2 separate regions of the Homo sapiens genome follow, and region 2 is linked to region 1. The links are chromatin contacts, found by Hi-C or POLR2A ChIA-PET in ENCODE. All regions are on one chromosome and are shown on one strand. Each heading gives the region's core, a stretch centred on a gene start or an enhancer-like site at or near the end of the contact. The rest is flanking DNA. Distances are from core to core; before and after follow the strand shown.

Region 1 (2,787 bases), core at 181-2,680:
ACTGGTAGCACCAGCCCCACCTTTCTCCAAGACCCTCACTACACCCCGGGAGTACCGGGTAGGACCACGCGCTTGGTAATCCCACAGCTGTCTCTCTTACATTCTCACTGAACTTATTAGAACCTAACCCGCCACCCGTTTCCCTTCTAGACCCCCAGGCTGCTCTGAACAGGGCCTTTACTCGGAAGCCAGGGCTTACCTCCCGGCTGCGATAGGGTTATTTGTGATGGGCATGACACTGCTCGGAGCGGGGGATTCCCGGCAACTTGGCGACCTGCAGGTGATCTGGCCTTTCATGCCGGCGTGACCCCCACTGCCTGCCTGCCAACTCCACGCCCGCCGCCAGGTGGCCGAGCAGGACGCTACCCGCTTGGCGTAGGCAACTTTACGCAGCTGGCTAAGAGGGAATCGCAGGGTGTCGCGAGTTTCGCCCGGCCGCCTTAATCTCAGCATCTGAGCTTGGTCACCTCTCACTCAACGTCAGCGATTAAGTAAAATAGTACCCAGTAAGACTACGCGCCACACTAGAGCTGCATTCAGCTTTCGGGCTTGCAGGTAGCGGCGTGCTGCGACCTCCCATTTCCTGCGACTTAGCAAGCCCTGCACACGCACGAACCGCCCTTGACGCGTGACGCTCACCCCTGAAGGCCAGCAGGAAGTCACCTAAGCCCTGATTTACATGGAAGCCATCCGATACGTGCTTATGGGCCAACGACTCGGCCGCTTAGAAGACCATGACCAGTTCTAACACTAGGGCTTTGTACAAGCACTCTTCTAAACAAAATCCGGTGTCTGGATTTTGGGAGGTCACTACTGCGTTGCGCGGCACCTCCAGGGTCGTACCTAAGCACAGGCGGAACCCCCTCCTTGAGGTCTAGTTCTCCCCGTGCCCGCCAAGTCTAATCCCGAGCAGATGCTCGGGCCGCGAATATCCCATTTCCGGTATCCGGAAGGCGACATCAAAGGGTTGATATTTACCCGTTATCTAGGAAGTGTTAACAGCTCTTTCTGTGACAGTTTGGGGGCCCTGAAAAGGGCCTTTTGGAGTCTGTAGAGAAGCTGTGGGGACAGCTCAACCGCCGAAACCATAAAGGGTGCGACCCTGGCGTTTCAGCGCGTACACCACATCCATGGCCGTGACGGTCTTGCGCTTGGCGTGCTCCGTGTAAGTCACCGCGTCACGGATCACGTTCTCCAGGAAGACTTTGAGGACTCCCCGGGTCTCCTCGTAGATGAGACCAGAAATGCGCTTGACGCCCCCACGTCGGGCGAGACGGCGAATCGCCGGCTTTGTAATGCCTTGGATATTGTCCCGCAGCACCTTCCGGTGGCGCTTGGCGCCTCCCTTACCCAGCCCCTTGCCACCTTTACCTCGCCCAGACATTCTGAAATCACAGCGCCTACTCAGCAGAAAATCGGGCTGCCCACTGTGATTGCCAGTCGCAGACCAGGGCTTATAGTCTCTCGATGCGGACCTGTTTGAAAACATCAAAAAAGTGGGCGGAGCTCTAGGCCCCACCTCTGGAGACATGCTATAGTTGTTAAGTCCAGGAAGCAGTCAGCGAAACCAGCCTGATTTTTTTGTTGTTTGCTCTTTTGGGAAAATTTTTTCTGATGTTTGGAGAAAGGTTCATGGTGATACGTTTTAAAGTTAAAACAGTATGAGCTAAAAGAATTTATATTGCCTTTTCTCAGCGCTTAAATAAAAGTAGGCCAGATCCTATGCACGTTCCTTGTTCTGTCCCTCCCTCCTTCTGTTTTTTCAAACGGAATTCCTGACTTACTATGAAACTCTATAAAAACCTGAAAAGCTTTACATCCGAGATTTCAAAGCAATTACTTAAAATTTAAAATTTTTCACACGTGGGTCTTCTGAAGACATAGTAGGGGGAGAGGACTTTTTTCTCTTTTACGGCCCTGCAGATAATTAAAATTCTTTCAATTGAAAAAAGAAAGTGCAGCTTCCCGTCCCCCACCTACACTCCACCCCCACCTCCCCCCGACCCCCGCCATTCCCCTTTCAGCTGCTTCTGCGCAATTTGCAGGTTTTCCTGCCCTGCAAGAGCCTGTGTGCTTTTCAACCAAGTAACTTCCTGTGGTTATTTAGTTGAAATATTGTCAATGTCTTATGTCATTCAAATCTCAGGTTCTCATCTCACATTTTCCACTTAAAAATTCAAAGTTCTTGTAAAACAATGGATGCCACAATCATGACTTGGAATAATGATTTCTACTGCAAATCCCCTCAGGAGGTTCTGAATCCCTTCCTTTCTCAAGAGAATCCCTGAACAAAAACGAAAGTTTCTGTAAGGTGTCACCGCTCTTCAAAGGTGTCAGGACCCTGTCTTCTCTAAAGGTTTTACTGTGTTAAAAAGCAGCTGTTATTTAGAGGATGAGTCATAAGTCTTTCCCAGGTAGTTAATTAGGATTCTGAGCAATGAATTTTAGTAAGTGGGGCTTCTTTGTCCCTGGTCTTGAAGATAAGCCTTTACAGCAGGAAGACTTTATGGTAAAATTTTGTTATATTTATAAATGCCTATAGTTTACATTTGTTTCAATCCATGCCCATCTTCATAACCCAAAAGGTATTTATTTTTCTTTTACTTTTTGTTAAAGATAAAAGAGTTGGAACACTGTCTTGAATGGCTGGAAAAAGTCCTGAATGGTCGAACTTCACTCATGATTTTAATATTTGACTCAGAGGGAAGAGGAAAAGTCTATCAGATCTTGAAGAGATAAGAATTATTGTAATGGGGCCGGGCGCGGTGGCTCACGCCTGTAATCCCA
Region 2 (2,700 bases), core at 70-2,569, 610 kb before region 1:
ATGTTCATCACTGTGCTATTCACAATAGCAAAGACATGGAATCAACCTAGGTGCCCATCAATGGTGGATCAGATAAAGAAAATGTGGTACATATACACCATGGAATGAATACTACACAGCCATGAAAAAGAATGAAATCATGTCCTTTGCAGCAACATGGTTGGAGCTGGAGGTCATTATCCTGAGTGAATTAATGCAGGAACAGAAAACCAAATACCACTTGTTCTCACTTATTGGTGGGAACTAAACATTGAGCACACACGGACAAACATGGACACTGTGGACTACTAGAGAGGGGAGGCAAGGGAAGAGTGGTGTGTGAGTTGAAAAACTACCTATTGGCTACTATGCTCACAACCTGGGTTCAAACCTGCACATGCACCCTCCACATTTAAAATAAAAGTTAAAATTTAAAAATTAAATAATGCAAACATATAGGAAGAAGGAGGAGGAGGAGGAAGAGGAAGAAGAGGAGGAGGAAGAGGAGGAAGAAAAAGAAGGAGAAGGAGGAGGAGGAGGAGAAGAAGCCACCGCCTAAGGCCACTGGGCTTGCTGACCTGCCCCAGAGCAAGAGAAGGAGCACCAAGGAGCAGGACTCAGGGGTATAGCTCGATGGGGGAGGGGCACAGATGATTCCCTTGGGTCTCTGTTTCCTGAGGCATGCAGAAGATGGATTCTACAATTTGCTGCAGACCCTCAGTAGGGAACCTTGGAGGACAGATGTCCTCAATACCAATGCCAACAGAGCACCTGGGATGGAGCCTTATCAGGAGCATCTAAAGTCATTCCCAGTACTACCAGTGGCAAACCACTACCCTTCAAGCAACCAGCCAGACAGTGAGAATGATTAAAAGAAACGTGGGGAGGTGCCACCATCTGCATCCCTCAGCCTTGTTCCTGACTCAGTCTCAGGGAGGTAAGCAATGGAGGAAGGAGGGAGATGGAAAGAGCAGGTGATGACAGCCACCCTGTTGACCTAAAGAAAGAAATAAAGGCACAATTAACATAGAGAGTTTATTTGCGCCAAGGTTGAGGATGGCTACCTGGGACACACATTTAAGCTGCCTTGAGGAGTGCTTCTATTTAGTCTTTGTTACAAGCAGGTTTTTAAAGGCAAAAGGGGAGAAGGAGTGGGCAGATACAAAGTTGTTAGACAGGAATTCTCACTGATTTATGGAATTAACATTGGTTAGTGATTGGCTTTACGTTGTTGAACTACAGTGTATGAGTTATGATGTCCAGTGCAATGCATTTTATGGCTACTTGGCATCAGTTACTCTAGAGCCCACAGAGCAGGTGGCTTTAAGATGAAATGATTTAGCTCAAAGGGAAGTGAAACATGACTGCTGTCACACACTGTCACAATTCAATGCTTCACTGGGCCTGATAATTAAAGAGGGTTCACTCCCTTCCTCTAGGCCCCTGAAACCTGAACTGGAGAGAGGAGTGAGAGAGCTTTGAATTAAGCATCAGACAGATGTTTGTTATGATTTGAATGTATGCATCCCTCCAAAATTCATATGTTAGCAGCTAATACACAAGGTGATGGTATTAGAAAGTGGGGCCATCGGAGGGTGATTAAGTCATAAGGACTTCACCTTTATGAATGAGATTTTGTGCTTACAAAAGGGCTTGAGGAAGTGAGTTTGCCCCTTCTTCTCTTCTGCTATGTGAGGACATAGAGTTTGTCCTCATCAAAAGATGCAGCAACAGGGCACCATCTTGAAAGCAGAGAGAGAAATTTTACCAGACATCAAATCTGAGAGATTTGTTTGGTGTTACGTATAGATGATGTCTGGTAATTAATGAGACAACAGAATGTTGTAGGATTTGCTGTCTTGGCTACTGTAACTCATACTACACATCTACAAGACTGTTGTTTAAATAAAATGTAGATAATTAATTCTCAATTTGCTTATAAACTGAGTAATGTTGTACTATAATGTGAACCCAAGAACATGTTGGAAAACATCCACTGAAAAATATATAACACTAAGAAAATTGCTGTGATAACAAACCTACAATTCTGGCCAAATAGAGCAGATATGTTGTTATTTGTGGTAAATCTAATAAAGCAGGTTATTTGAGCTTATTTGTGTTGCTACTGTAGAAAGTAGAATCTCCACTCTCTCAAAAATGTTTAACCAGTATATACAAAGTAATTCGTCACCAAAAGCAACTGTCTTATTTTAATATTCAAATTTTCTGCTTGTTTCTCCTTTACTAAATTTAAAACTCTTTATTGAATACATTCTCAGAGCAATTCTACTTTCTACCAAATCTGCCAGCAACTTGGTCTTGGACTTCCCAGCCTCCAGAACTGCGAAAAATATATTTCTTTTTCCGTTTTTCTTTTTTCTTCTTTCTTTTTTGAGATGGAGTCTTGCTCTGTCAGCAAGCTGGAGTGCAGTGGCGTGATCTCGGCTCACTGCAACCTCCACCTCCTGGGTTCAAGCGATTCTCCTGCCTCAGCTTCCCGAATAACTGGGACTACAGGCACGTGACACTATCCCCAGCTAATTTGTGTATTTTTTAGTAGAGATGGGGTTTCACCATGTTGGCCAGGATGGCCTCAATCTCTTGACCTTGTGATCTGCCTGCCTCTGCCTCCCAAAGTGCTGCGATTACAGGCATGAGCCACTGCGCCTGCCCATATTTCTGTTATTTATAAATTATCCACTCTCAGTATTTTGTTATAGC

Evidence for each region. A loop is a pair of places that touch in the nucleus more often than their neighbours do. ChIA-PET counts read pairs that join two places held with the same protein, here RNA polymerase II (POLR2A). Pooled maps may share reads with other maps.
Region 2: a loop to region 1 is called in a map of OCI-LY7, with 4 times the contacts of the local background. The contact joins the enhancer-like site here to the promoter of H4C16 in region 1. A Hi-C loop is called at or near these places in 1 of 168 maps with a recorded cell type or tissue (OCI-LY7), 5 of 37 single-sample maps with no recorded cell type and 6 of 50 pooled maps. POLR2A ChIA-PET finds 5 or more read pairs at or near these places in 3 of 52 experiments (A549, OCI-LY7 and activated B cell).

What each region holds. Positions count from the first base shown.
Region 1 is chr12:14,769,701-14,772,487 of GRCh38, forward strand. It overlaps H4C16 (H4 histone 16), which reads right to left and starts at 1,431. Exons shown (of 1, transcript NM_175054.2): 1 at 1,020-1,431. The coding sequence starts at 1,384. The coding sequence ends at 1,073. It overlaps LOC105369669, which reads right to left and starts at 957. Exons shown (of 3, transcript XM_047429947.1): 1 at 200-957. The coding sequence starts at 453. RefSeq lists enhancers at 57-652, 653-1,249, 914-1,243.
Region 2 is chr12:14,155,957-14,158,656 of GRCh38, forward strand. No RefSeq gene overlaps it. Among named protein-coding and RNA genes, the nearest start is that of GRIN2B, 180 kb to the left of the region's middle. Within about 2 kb of position 1,320, at least 2 of the 41 ENCODE cell types and tissues checked have a DNase peak (open chromatin) inside an H3K27ac peak, as active enhancers do; they include OCI-LY7, where a contact is called at or near this core.